Regions from separate parts of the Homo sapiens genome. Here region 1 is linked to region 2. A link is an interaction called in ENCODE POLR2A ChIA-PET data of the cell type or tissue named here. Cell type or tissue: GM12878. All regions are shown on one strand. Links, peaks and the distances in the headings refer to the core of each region. The heading gives the core; the rest is flanking DNA.

What was found. Peaks named below come from ENCODE experiments on the same cell type or tissue, not always from the same donor. Only the 100,000 strongest peaks of a DNase experiment are listed, where the experiment ranks them.
Region 1: POLR2A ChIA-PET joins it to region 2 with 6 read pairs; 2 of 35 experiments call an interaction of 5 or more read pairs at or near these places.

The regions. Positions count from the first base shown.
Region 1 is chr22:42,832,225-42,837,598 of GRCh38, forward strand. It overlaps ARFGAP3 (ARF GTPase activating protein 3), which reads right to left. Exons shown (of 16, transcript NM_014570.5): 4 at 3,138-3,269; 5 at 2,018-2,101. Among named protein-coding and RNA genes, the nearest start is that of ARFGAP3, 22 kb to the right of the region's middle. In GM12878, for the core only: no CTCF peak of the experiment used is centred there; DNase peaks (open chromatin) are centred at 1,087, 2,207 and 2,517; H3K4me3 peaks cover 411 bases; H3K27ac peaks cover 2,529 bases.
Region 2 is chr22:42,892,613-42,897,986 of GRCh38, forward strand. PACSIN2 (protein kinase C and casein kinase substrate in neurons 2) reads right to left here. Exons shown (of 11, transcript NM_001184970.3): 3 at 845-1,001. Among named protein-coding and RNA genes, the nearest start is that of ARFGAP3, 38 kb to the left of the region's middle. RefSeq lists enhancers at 411-510, 4,950-5,374. In GM12878, for the core only: no CTCF peak of the experiment used is centred there; DNase peaks (open chromatin) are centred at 206 and 2,699; H3K4me3 peaks cover 727 bases; H3K27ac peaks cover 2,647 bases.

The DNA.
Region 1 (5,374 bases), core at 227-5,226, 60 kb before region 2:
TAAATTGAAAATTAAGGAATAAGCTGGGCACAGTGGCTCACATCTGTAATCCCAGCATTTTGGGAGGCTGCGGCAGGCAGATCACCTGAGGTCAGGAGTTCGAGACCAGACTGGCCAATATGGTGAAACCCTGTCTCTACTAAAATTACAAAAAAAATTAGCCAGGCGTGGTGGTGTGGGCCTGTAATCCCAACTACTTGGGAGGCTGAGGCAGGAGAATCACCTGAACCTGGGAGGCAGAGGCTGCAGTGAGCCAAGATTGTGCCAGTGCACTCCAACGTGGGTGACAGAAGAGTAAGACTCCATCTCAAAAAAAAAAAAAACGAAAGAAAAAAAGAAAATTAAAGAATAGATTGAGCAAGAGTTCAACAAATCGTGCTCCTTACCCAGTGGGACTGGGAGGAGCTAGAGTAGCTGGCAGAACATATGATGGTCCAAGACAGAGGTAGGCACACGTTACCTTAAAGGGCTAAATAGTAGGCCCGGTGTGGTGGCTCATGCCTATAATCCCAGCACTTTAGGAGGCCGAAGCAGGTGGATCACCTGAGGTCAGGAGTTTGAGACAAGCCTGACCAACATGGCGAAACCCCGTCTCCACTAAAAATACAAAATTAGCCAGGTGTGGTGGCACATGCCTATAATCCCAGCTAGTTGGGAGGCTGAGGCAGGAGAATCGCTTGAACCCGGGAGGTGGATGTTGCAGTGAGCCGAGATCGCGCCATTGCGCTACAGCCTGGGAAACAAGAGGGAAAACTCCGTCTTTAAAAAAAAAAAAAAAGAAAGGAAGAAAGAAAAGAAAGGGCCAAATAGTAAATATTGTCGCCTTTTAGGCTTTACTTTCCCTAGATCTAAGTGATCTGAGGAGAGGCCACAGAAGTACTATGGATTGCTGTCACTGTTGCTATCAGGTCACAAAGATGAAGATAGTGATATTTAGAGCACTTACTGAAGGCTTACTTTGTGCCAGGTACTAAGTACTTTTACCTGCATTAACTCATCCAATAGCTTTGAGATAATACTACATAAACAGCAAAACTGGGGCACTGAGAATGAAACCCCTATTAAAAATGTTTTCATTTTTAGTCAGTTTCAGAGCTCTGAACTGAACTGTGGCACACTACTAGTAATAAATTCTCAGTTCTCCCTAGCAGCTAGATAAGACATGCAACTAAATTCCAGCTCATAGGACATAAGTAGAAGGGATGGGAGCTCCCTCCAGACTTTTTCTGTAAAAGAATAGGGCATCTGTGGTGGGGTATGGTGGCTCACACCTATAATCCCAGAACTTTGGGTGGCCAAGGCGGGGGTATCACCTGAGGTCAGGAGTTCGAGACCAGCCTAGCCAATATGGTGAAACCTCGTCTCTACTACAAATACAAAAATTAGCCAGGTGTGGTGGCGTGCACCTGTTGTCCCAGCTACTCGGGAGGCTGAGGCAAGAGAATCGCTTGAACCCAGGAGGCGGAGATTGCAGTGAGCCAAGATCACACCATTGCACTCCACCCTAGGTGACAAGAGCGAAACTCCATCTCAAAAAAAATATTAGCTGGGTGTGTTGGTGCGCACCTGTAGTCCCAGCTACTCGGGAGGCTGAGGCTGGAGAATCACTTGAACCCAGGGGGCAGAGGTTGTAATGAGCTGAGATCGTGCCACTGCACTCCAGCCTGGGAAACAGAGCCAGATTCAGTCCCCCCAAAAATAAATAAATAGAAGAATAGGGCATTAGCTCTCAAGGATGCTTGTCTTTTTCTCTTAATCTGGGAGAGTCTTAAACTGGAGCAGCTGCTTTAGACCCTGAGATGGAAGCCACATGTTGAGAACAGCAAAGTAAGTCCATCAGTCAATAGCAGATATCCTAACCTTGGAATTGTTGATAATGTCATTTCTCTCTTCAGTAGTTATGTTTCAGCACTTCTTGTTACAAGAGCTTAGCCTACATCCTAACATTTTAAATATGCACCTTTTGTTAACTGTCAGAGTAAGCACACTTTAAAATGATGTGAAGCATAATACATACCTCAGGAGAAACGTGAGAGGCAAAAAAATCTTCCTCCTTTGGTGGAGGGGACAAAGGTGGAACCACACAACTATCAAGCCACAGCTAGAACAAAAAAACAACACAGGGCTGAGCATTTCATCCGGCCTGTAAAGGATTTTATTTGATACCTTTCACTTCCCTTAGAGACCTGTTTCCTAAAGATTGGTGCTTTCCATTCTTATAAAATCAGTAACATCCCTACAGAGGACCTCTGCGTGCACTTTAGTAATCTATCATCCAGTAAATTTTGCTTCCAAACCTTGAGGAAGTCAAGGACCTCAAACACATAAACCATTTCTGAAAAGGAAAGATCAAAGACTTCATATCTAAATGCAGGTTCCAAATGATAATCAATCCTTGTTATTCATGGATTCCATATTTATGAATCTACCTACTTGCTAAAATTTACGTTTAACCCAAAATTAGTCCTCGTGGTGTTTTCAGTCATTTGGAGAATAGTGCAGCAAAAAATGAGTTGCCCAAGAAGCACATTCTCAGCTGAGGTAGAACAAGACACACTACTCTGCCTTCTTGTTTCAGTTCTCATAACAAATGTCCTTTCTGCAGTTTATTTTGTGCTATGTTCTTCATATTCCCATGCTTTTTATTGAGGATGTCATTTTTTAAGATGCCTCTCAAGTGCAGTACTGAAGGGCTATCTAATGTTCTGAAGCACATGAAGGCTGTGATGTGCCTCATGGAGAAAATTCAGGCATTAAATAAGCTTCATTCAGGGCTGAGTTATAGTCCTTGGCTGTGAGTTCAATATTCATGAGCCATCAATATATATTTAAAAAGGTGTCTTTAAATAGAAACACATGTTAAATAAGGTTATGTATTGATCAGTTGATGAAAATGAGACCAGAGCTTATAGGAACCTAATCCTGTATTTCTCCTAGGAGCAATGTTTTAGTATTCACTAATCCAGTACTCATGATGAATTTACAGAACATAACTACTTCAATAGTAAGAATCTACTGTACACTAATTCCTTGTAAGACAACTCAGGTAGAAAAGTTTTACTATTCAGGATAAAAATCACTTTTTCTATGAAGTGAACATGTATCTAAAGGAAACAATCCAGCCTCCAGTGACTTACATCAGTGCCATGCTTCCGTGTTGCTTGAGAGGCGAGCGATTTGATTTTCTCCCTATAGAGCTGAGCAGCACGACTGTTGTACTTGGCATTGGTGTCATTGGTGGAACACCCATGTTGATGAAAAAAGGAAGACTACAGAGAAAAGCATGCACATTAATATTTTCGTAAAACTACGTATGGCCAGGCGCAGTGGCTCATGCCTGTAATCCCAGCACTCTGGGAGGCCGAGGCAGGCAGATCACGAGGTCGGGAGATCAGTACCATCCTGGCTAACACGGTGAAACCTTGCCTTTACTAAAAATACAAAAAATTAGCCAGGCGTGGTGGCGGGCGCCTGTAATCCCAGCTACTTGGGAGGCTGAGGCAGGAGAATGGCGAACCTGGGAGGCGGAGCTTGCAGTGAGCTGAGATCGTGTCACTGCACTCCAGCCTGGGCAACAGAGCAAGACTCCATCTCAAAACAACAACAACAACAAAAACTAGCTATGAGACTTGCATTACAAAATGAAATAACTAGTCCTCATTTGTCCATTAAACCATCTCTGTCATTGTGAACTTTATTTGGGGAAAAGCTTTCTACTCAGGACTACTTTTAATTCACGAGCAATCCATTTCTTTCTTTTTTTTTTTTTTTTTTTTTTGAGAGAGTCTTGCTCTATTACCCAGGCTGCAATGCAGTGGCTCCATCTCGGTTCACTGCAAACTCCACCTCCTGGGCTCAAGTGATCCCACCACCTCAGCCTCCCAAATAGCTGGGACTACAGGTGTGTGCCACCACGCCTGGCTAATTTTTGTATTTTTTGTAGAGATGGGGTCTTGTTATGTTGCTAGTCTTGAACTCCTGAGCTCAAGGAATCCACTTGCCTTGGCCTCACAAAGTGCTGGATTACAGGCGTGAGCCACCGCTCCTGGCCCTTTTCTTTGTTTTTTGAGATGGTCTGACTCTGTCACCTAGGCTGGAGGGTAGTGTGGCATGATCATGGCTCACTGCAGCCTCCAACTCCTGGATTCAAGCAATCCTCTCACCGTGGCTTCCCAAAGTGCTGGGATTAGAAGTGTGAACCACTACACTTCGTCCACAATCAATCTCAAAATGGATTCCAGTAAATCAGAATTTTTGACAAATTAGTGAGGAGCTACATTAATGTTTACCTTGTTTAGCACTATTTTATCATTAACAGATACTACAATATAGGTAAGATGATAAAACAAGTATTTAAACAATTAAAAGAAACTGCTTTTACCCACTTCATGAGGATCCATGTATAGACATGAATTATAGAATTCATATCTTAATTAAAACAGGTCTTCTAAAAACCTATACGAGTGATCCTTTGATGAACCTAATTTAACTGATAATGATATTGGTCACCCACATGTTCCGGATCCTGTTGTGAGTGCTTCATGGGCATCATCTCATTCAACCCTCATAGCAACACTATCAGACAGTCACTACTGCTGTCTACACTTTACAGATGGGGAAAATGAAGCACAGAGAGGTTCAACAACATGCCCCAAGTCACATGGGTAGCAAGGGACAGAGTTAGGATTCAAATACAAAAAGGATGGTTCCAAGCACAGAACTCACAGCTCCACTGGCTAAACCGAATGACCACTCATCTGAGCCTTCCCTCCCCATGTCCCCCAACCCCTGATGGCTTGAGATGAGAAAGCTCCTTTCTGGAGTTTGGAGGGTGACTCTGCAACCTTGGGAAGGCTTAGAAATAAGAACAGGTAAGTCAAACCAACAGTGCTAAGTTTAGGAACAAGTTTGTGAACATCATGATAATGGGCAAAGGTTTCTAAAAAGATGCTTGAGGCTGGGCACAGTGGCTCATGCCTGTAATCCTAGCACTTTGGGAAGCCAAAGCAGGAGGATTGCTTGAGGCCAGGAATTCGAGACCAACCTGGGAACCAAAGTGAGACCACGCCTCTACAAAAAAACAGAAAATCAATAAAAAATTAATAAGAAACACTGGCTGGGCCCGGTGGCTCATGCCTGCAATCCCAGCATTTTGGGTGGCAGAGGTAGGCAGATCACTTGAGCCTAGGAGTTCGAGACCAGCCTGGCAACATGGCAAAACCCTGTCTCTACTAAAAATGTAAAAAACTTGTTGTGCGTGGTGGTACTTGCCTGTAGTCCCAGCTACTTGGGAGGCTGAGTGAGAGAATCACCTGAGCCCAGGAAGTTGAGGCTGCAGTGAGCTATGATTTTGCCACTGCACTCCAGCCTAGGC
Region 2 (5,374 bases), core at 68-5,067:
CTCTGCCACGTGCCTGCTCCACAGCCTGGGCACATACCCTGCCCTAAGGACTGTGCTAAGCCCACACAAACAACCCATGTCAGCATCACGGGAAAGGACAGGCAGCTGGACTAGACCTGGCTTGCTTGGGACCTGGCTCCCCTGATTGGCTGAGGACAGCTGGGGCTGAGGACAGCTGGTCAGCACAGGAAAGCCTGCCCCAAAACACACCTTGAGAAACCCACACTGCTCTGCTTCTGTGCCGGAAAGGCTGTAATCAGTCAAGTTCCCCTTCCCTGCTGGGAAGTGTGTTCTAAGCATGGCCCCTGTCCACACAACAGTGGCACTAATAAAGCTACAGAATCTTCTGAGCTTTTCGGTGGGGACAGAAGGGGGTGAAACCTCTGCCATACAACACCTGTAATTATTCCCTTAAAATGTAAACTCAGAAAGACTGCCAGGTGTTGCCAGCTAGTCTTATCTGACCTGCTACATGGCCAAGTTTAAAAATAAACAGCTCTCAGTGTTAGAAACTAAGGTGCCAAGCGGCAAGGCCTTCCACGTGATAGGAACTTACCCGAGTTCTGAGTTAACTCGGCAAGTGCAAGTGTGTCCTATGGATGACAAGGGCTATAGTCCTGTGTCCCCAAGGAAAGTGGACAAAAGCTCATGGAGCCTGTGCCTTCTGGTGATGGGCGCTAATGCTCCCCATAAAAATCACACCCCGCTCTGGAACTGGGAAATGCACTCTTGCCCCAATCTTAAAAGACAGAAAACTGGCATAGAGAGGGTCACAACGTGCCCAGAGCCCCCGGCTGGGGTGTAGCTGCCTCCAGGCCACAGGACCTGTGCCGGGGCCCCATACCTTTCTCCACGAGCTGCCTCCAGCGCCGGGCCCACTCAGTGAGCTGCTGCGCATACGCCTTCTCGATGCGCGCCCGCTCATGCAGGCAGTTCATGAGGTCGCTGCACAGGCGGTGGCCATCGTCGATCCGCTTCACAGTCCGCTTGTAGTTCCCGACCTAGGAGAGAGAACCAGCTGGGAGGCAGGGGGCTTGGGGCAGCCTGTCCTTGGCTGTGGCACAAATGGCCTCCATGCCAACCAGGCCCTGATGCGCCCCTGGGGTCATGTTTACCACACCCCTCTCCAAGAGTTTGAAAGGCACTCCGTGTAGTTAGATAATGAGCCTCTCTATTTTTATTATTAATAAGATCATACACATCAGTGAACGGGGGCTTCTCAATGTTCTTTAGGTTGGGTACCAAGTAGAAACTGGGCTGTGGGTCAGGAAGGGAGGCTGACTGGCTCAGGAAGGGGTGGGGCTGAGGATGCCTAAACGGGCACCTCACGCAGACTGAGGGGCTGGGGCTGGCTTCCTGGAGTAGGTGACATCTAACCAAAGCCTTCTGCTTTGATGTCATCCATCATGTGCTGGGTTATTACTTCCCAATCATAGCTGTAAAAACTTTTCCACTTCCTGAGCACCTACCATGTGCCAGGCGACCTGCTAGGTGTTTTACACCTCCAAATACTGTCTCCCCTACCTAGTAGGAATAAGTGTCCCCATTTTACAGATGAGGAAACAAAGGCTTAGAGAAGTTACGTGGTTTGTCAAGATCCTGCAGCCACAGTGGCTAGGCTGGAGCTGAAGGCAATTGTTTTTTTTTTTGAGACACAGTCTCGCTGTCGTCAGGCTGGAGTGCAGTGGCACGATCTCGGCTCACTGCAACCTCCGCATCCCAGGTTCAAGTGATTCTTCTGCCTCAGCCTCCTCAGTAGCTGGGACTACAGGCACGCATGCCATCACACCCAGCTAGTTTTTGTATTTTTAGTGGAGACAGGGTTTCACCATGTTGGCCAGGATGGTCTCAATCTCCTGACCTTGTGATCCACCCACATCAGCCTCCCAAAGTGCTGGGATTACAGGCGTGAGGCACCGCGCCCAGCCCAAAGGCAGTTTTTCAAAGGGTTCCAAGTAGGACTGTCTTGATGGCAAAGCTTTGTCAGGGCTAAGCTGAGTTTTGACTGCCTTTTTTCGTATATGAAAAGAAAAACTAGTTCATCAAAGTTATAAGTAATAAAAGAGTAACTGAGGAAATGTTAATGGCTAATTTGGGGTGAAAACGAAAATGTTCGATATGTTTCATTCTTTTAGCTGCTGGCTTGAAAGGCTACAGTCGCTGATAACTTGAGCACCCAGAGGAAATATGACAGAAAAACGATCTCTTTTCAGCCTTTTTCTCCCAATGCCTTCAAAAATCTTAGTCAACCCCTTGTCAGTTTTACCTTTTCTAAAATCTCTTTGCCTGGCCCTGCACAGAGATGGGCAAGGGGAGGGAAGGGGGCTGCAGCACCTGGAGGAAGGGCTGTCCCTGAGGCTGAGCTACATGGGCTGAGATGACTCCACTCCTGTGAGAACCAGAATCCTGGTGAAAAGCAAAGACCCCTGGAAGGTGGTTAGCCTGGGCAGCCTTCTCCAGAGGCAGATGAGACTTCCGGCTCTACTCATTCCCTCCAAAGACCTCCCCCAGCAAGGCTGGCAGCTCGGCAGCTCGTCAAAACATGAGCTGAACCTGAGCATCCACTCCAAACTAGAGCAGCTCCTGTGAGGAAGTCGGAAGTGAGCATTTTCACAGCTCACTGGAAGTGACATTATGTGGTTGCTTCCCTTAAAATGAGGCCTTACTGTCATTTTGAAATTTACAGCAGGATGAAAAAAATACCCAACAAGCAACTCAGTATCGTTGAGCTGGTGGTAGGAGGAGCTGAGGTAACACGGCCCTAACTTAGCCTTGACAGTCGACATGAAGCCACAACCCAGAGCTGGTTTTCATCTGCCTATTACCAACAGTATTCAAATTGGTAATCACCATCAAATCATGTATTTTGGCTCTCTTGAAACCTGCTTATCTCTGTGATTTTCAGAACCACTGGTTAAAGGTTTAGGGAAAAGAAAAGGATATTTCTTAACAAGTCACATGTTGGTACCACCCATCGGCACACACAGGAGCTGCAAATACACATTTACATGACAACTCTTGAAATGTGGAAATCCGTGATGAATACAGGAAGAGTGTTTCCGTAAGTACACATTTCAGGTTTCCAAATAAGCTCCCAGTTGGTCCTAGAGGCTGCAGAGGAGCCTGTGCTGGTCCTGTGACCACTGCTGGGGACAAGAGGCAAGTTGGCTGAGCACAGAGCCAACGGGAGAAGGGCAGTATGCCAAACAGTTGGGACCGAGGCACCCCAGCAACATCGGCCCTGCTGTCCCTTTAATGAAACGGTTGTGTGGTGGCCGGTGAAGGCCATCACTGGAAGTCTCTATCGCCATAAACCACCAGGGACAGAGCAATGTGGCCTTTCCACTTCCCTGGGCAAAGCACTGCAGTCGTCCCAGGAGCAGAGCTACTGCTGGCTGCTTCTCTAGGTCGAGATGGAATCTACACACAGGCAAAACTGCCCACTACAGGGTACACTTAGATCTGAATGTGGACAAACATATACCACTGTCTACCACCTCCACAGCAAGGAACAGGACACTTCCATCTCTCATGAAGTGCCTTTGTGCCCCCTTGCAGCCCATCCCCTCCCCATACAGCCCCCAGCAACCACAGACATGATTTTTGCCCCTTTTCCAGGATGGCAAGGATATATGGAATACACAGTATGCAGCCTGGCTTTTGAGACTGGCTTCTGTCACCCACCATAATGTTTCTGAGACTGATCCATGTTGCTATCTACGTCAGAAGGTCACTCTTTCTTACTGCTAAGTAGTATTCGATTGTGTAGTTATGCCACTATCAGAAGTTCACTCTTTCTTACTGCTAAGTAGTATTCGACTGTGTAGGTATACCACTATCAGAAGTTCACTCTTTCTTACTGCTAAGTAGTATTCGATTGGGTAGTTATACCACTCTTTGGTTTATCCATATTCTTCCTGCTGAAGGTTGCTTGGGTCATTTTCAGTTTGGGGGAATTATGAATAAAGAAGCTATAACGTTCATCTATTGGTCTTTTGTGGGGACATAAGCTTCCATGACTCTTCGGTGAATACCTAGGAATGGAAATGTTAACTGTACGTTTAACAAAACTGCCGAACTGCTACCCAAAGTGACTGGACAGCTGTGCACTGCCATCAGCAACGTATGAGACTTCCCTGTCCTGCATGCTCCCAGCACTTAGTATTGCCAGGGTGTTTTGTTCTGTTTTGTTATTTTTAGCCATTCTACTTAGTGTAGCAATATTGCATTGTGATTTTAATTTGCATCTTTCTAAAGTCTAATAATACTGAAAATCTTTTCTTATGACTATTTGCCATCTGTATGCCTTCTTGAGTAAAGTTTGTTCCTTTTTTTTCTTTTTGAGACAGGGTCTTGCTTTGTTGCCCAGGCTAGAGTGCAGTGCCACAATCATGGCTCACTGTGGCCTTAACCTCCCAGGCTCAAGTGATCCTCCCACCTCAGCCTCCAGAGTAGCTGGAACTACAGGTACGCACCACCACACCTGGCTAATTTTTGTATTTTTTGCAGAGACAGGGTTTTGCCGTGTTGCCTAGGCTGGTCTTGAATTCCTGGGCTCAAGCGATCCTCCCACCTTGGCCTCCCAAAGTGTTGGGATTACATGTATAAGCCACAGCGCCTGGCCTGTTCCCTTTTTAATATATTTTTTAAAAAATCAAACGTATAATAATGACTAGTTTTTACAATGCAAGAAAATTAATTTTCAAATATTTGACAAATCGATCATACATTAAAATCAGCACATATATAGTTAACTATTTCTGCTCTATCAGTTTTGTAATTAAAAACCTCTCTTCTACTTCTTCAAAACATTAGGTTGTTTTGGGATAGCCAAATGGCAGAAAACTTTAGGTAGAAACTGAATATAAGCATGCTTTCTTCCAAACATATTAATTGCTTCATTCACAAAATCCTCATTTTTGAACCAGGTATGAAGCTATGTTCCTAACTTCCTCTAAATTCAGGCTCACTCCACTCAGAAACTAAGCTACCAAAGACAAATGCTCAGCATACATGTGCCTGGACATCCCTTCACTCCCCTGAGGGACTGCCTGGCAGACGGAGGGCCAAGCATGTACCTACTGAGGGACTCAGTGCTTGGGCACAGGGCACTGGAACTGGGGCACTAGGAGGAGGGGGTGAGAGGTATCCTGAACGCAATATCCAAAGGGCATCTTCAAGGACAGGTAGGAGGCTGGCCAGATTAAAGGTGAGGCCAGGAAAATAATTCCAGGCACAGGGAACAGCACTGGCAAAAGGAAGGTGTGTCCACATGGCAACCCTGGGGCCCTGAGAGAAGTCAGCTGGGAATGGAACACAGAACACAGGGAGCAAATGGCAATGAGGGAGGGCAGATGCTGAGAAACTGGGAAGG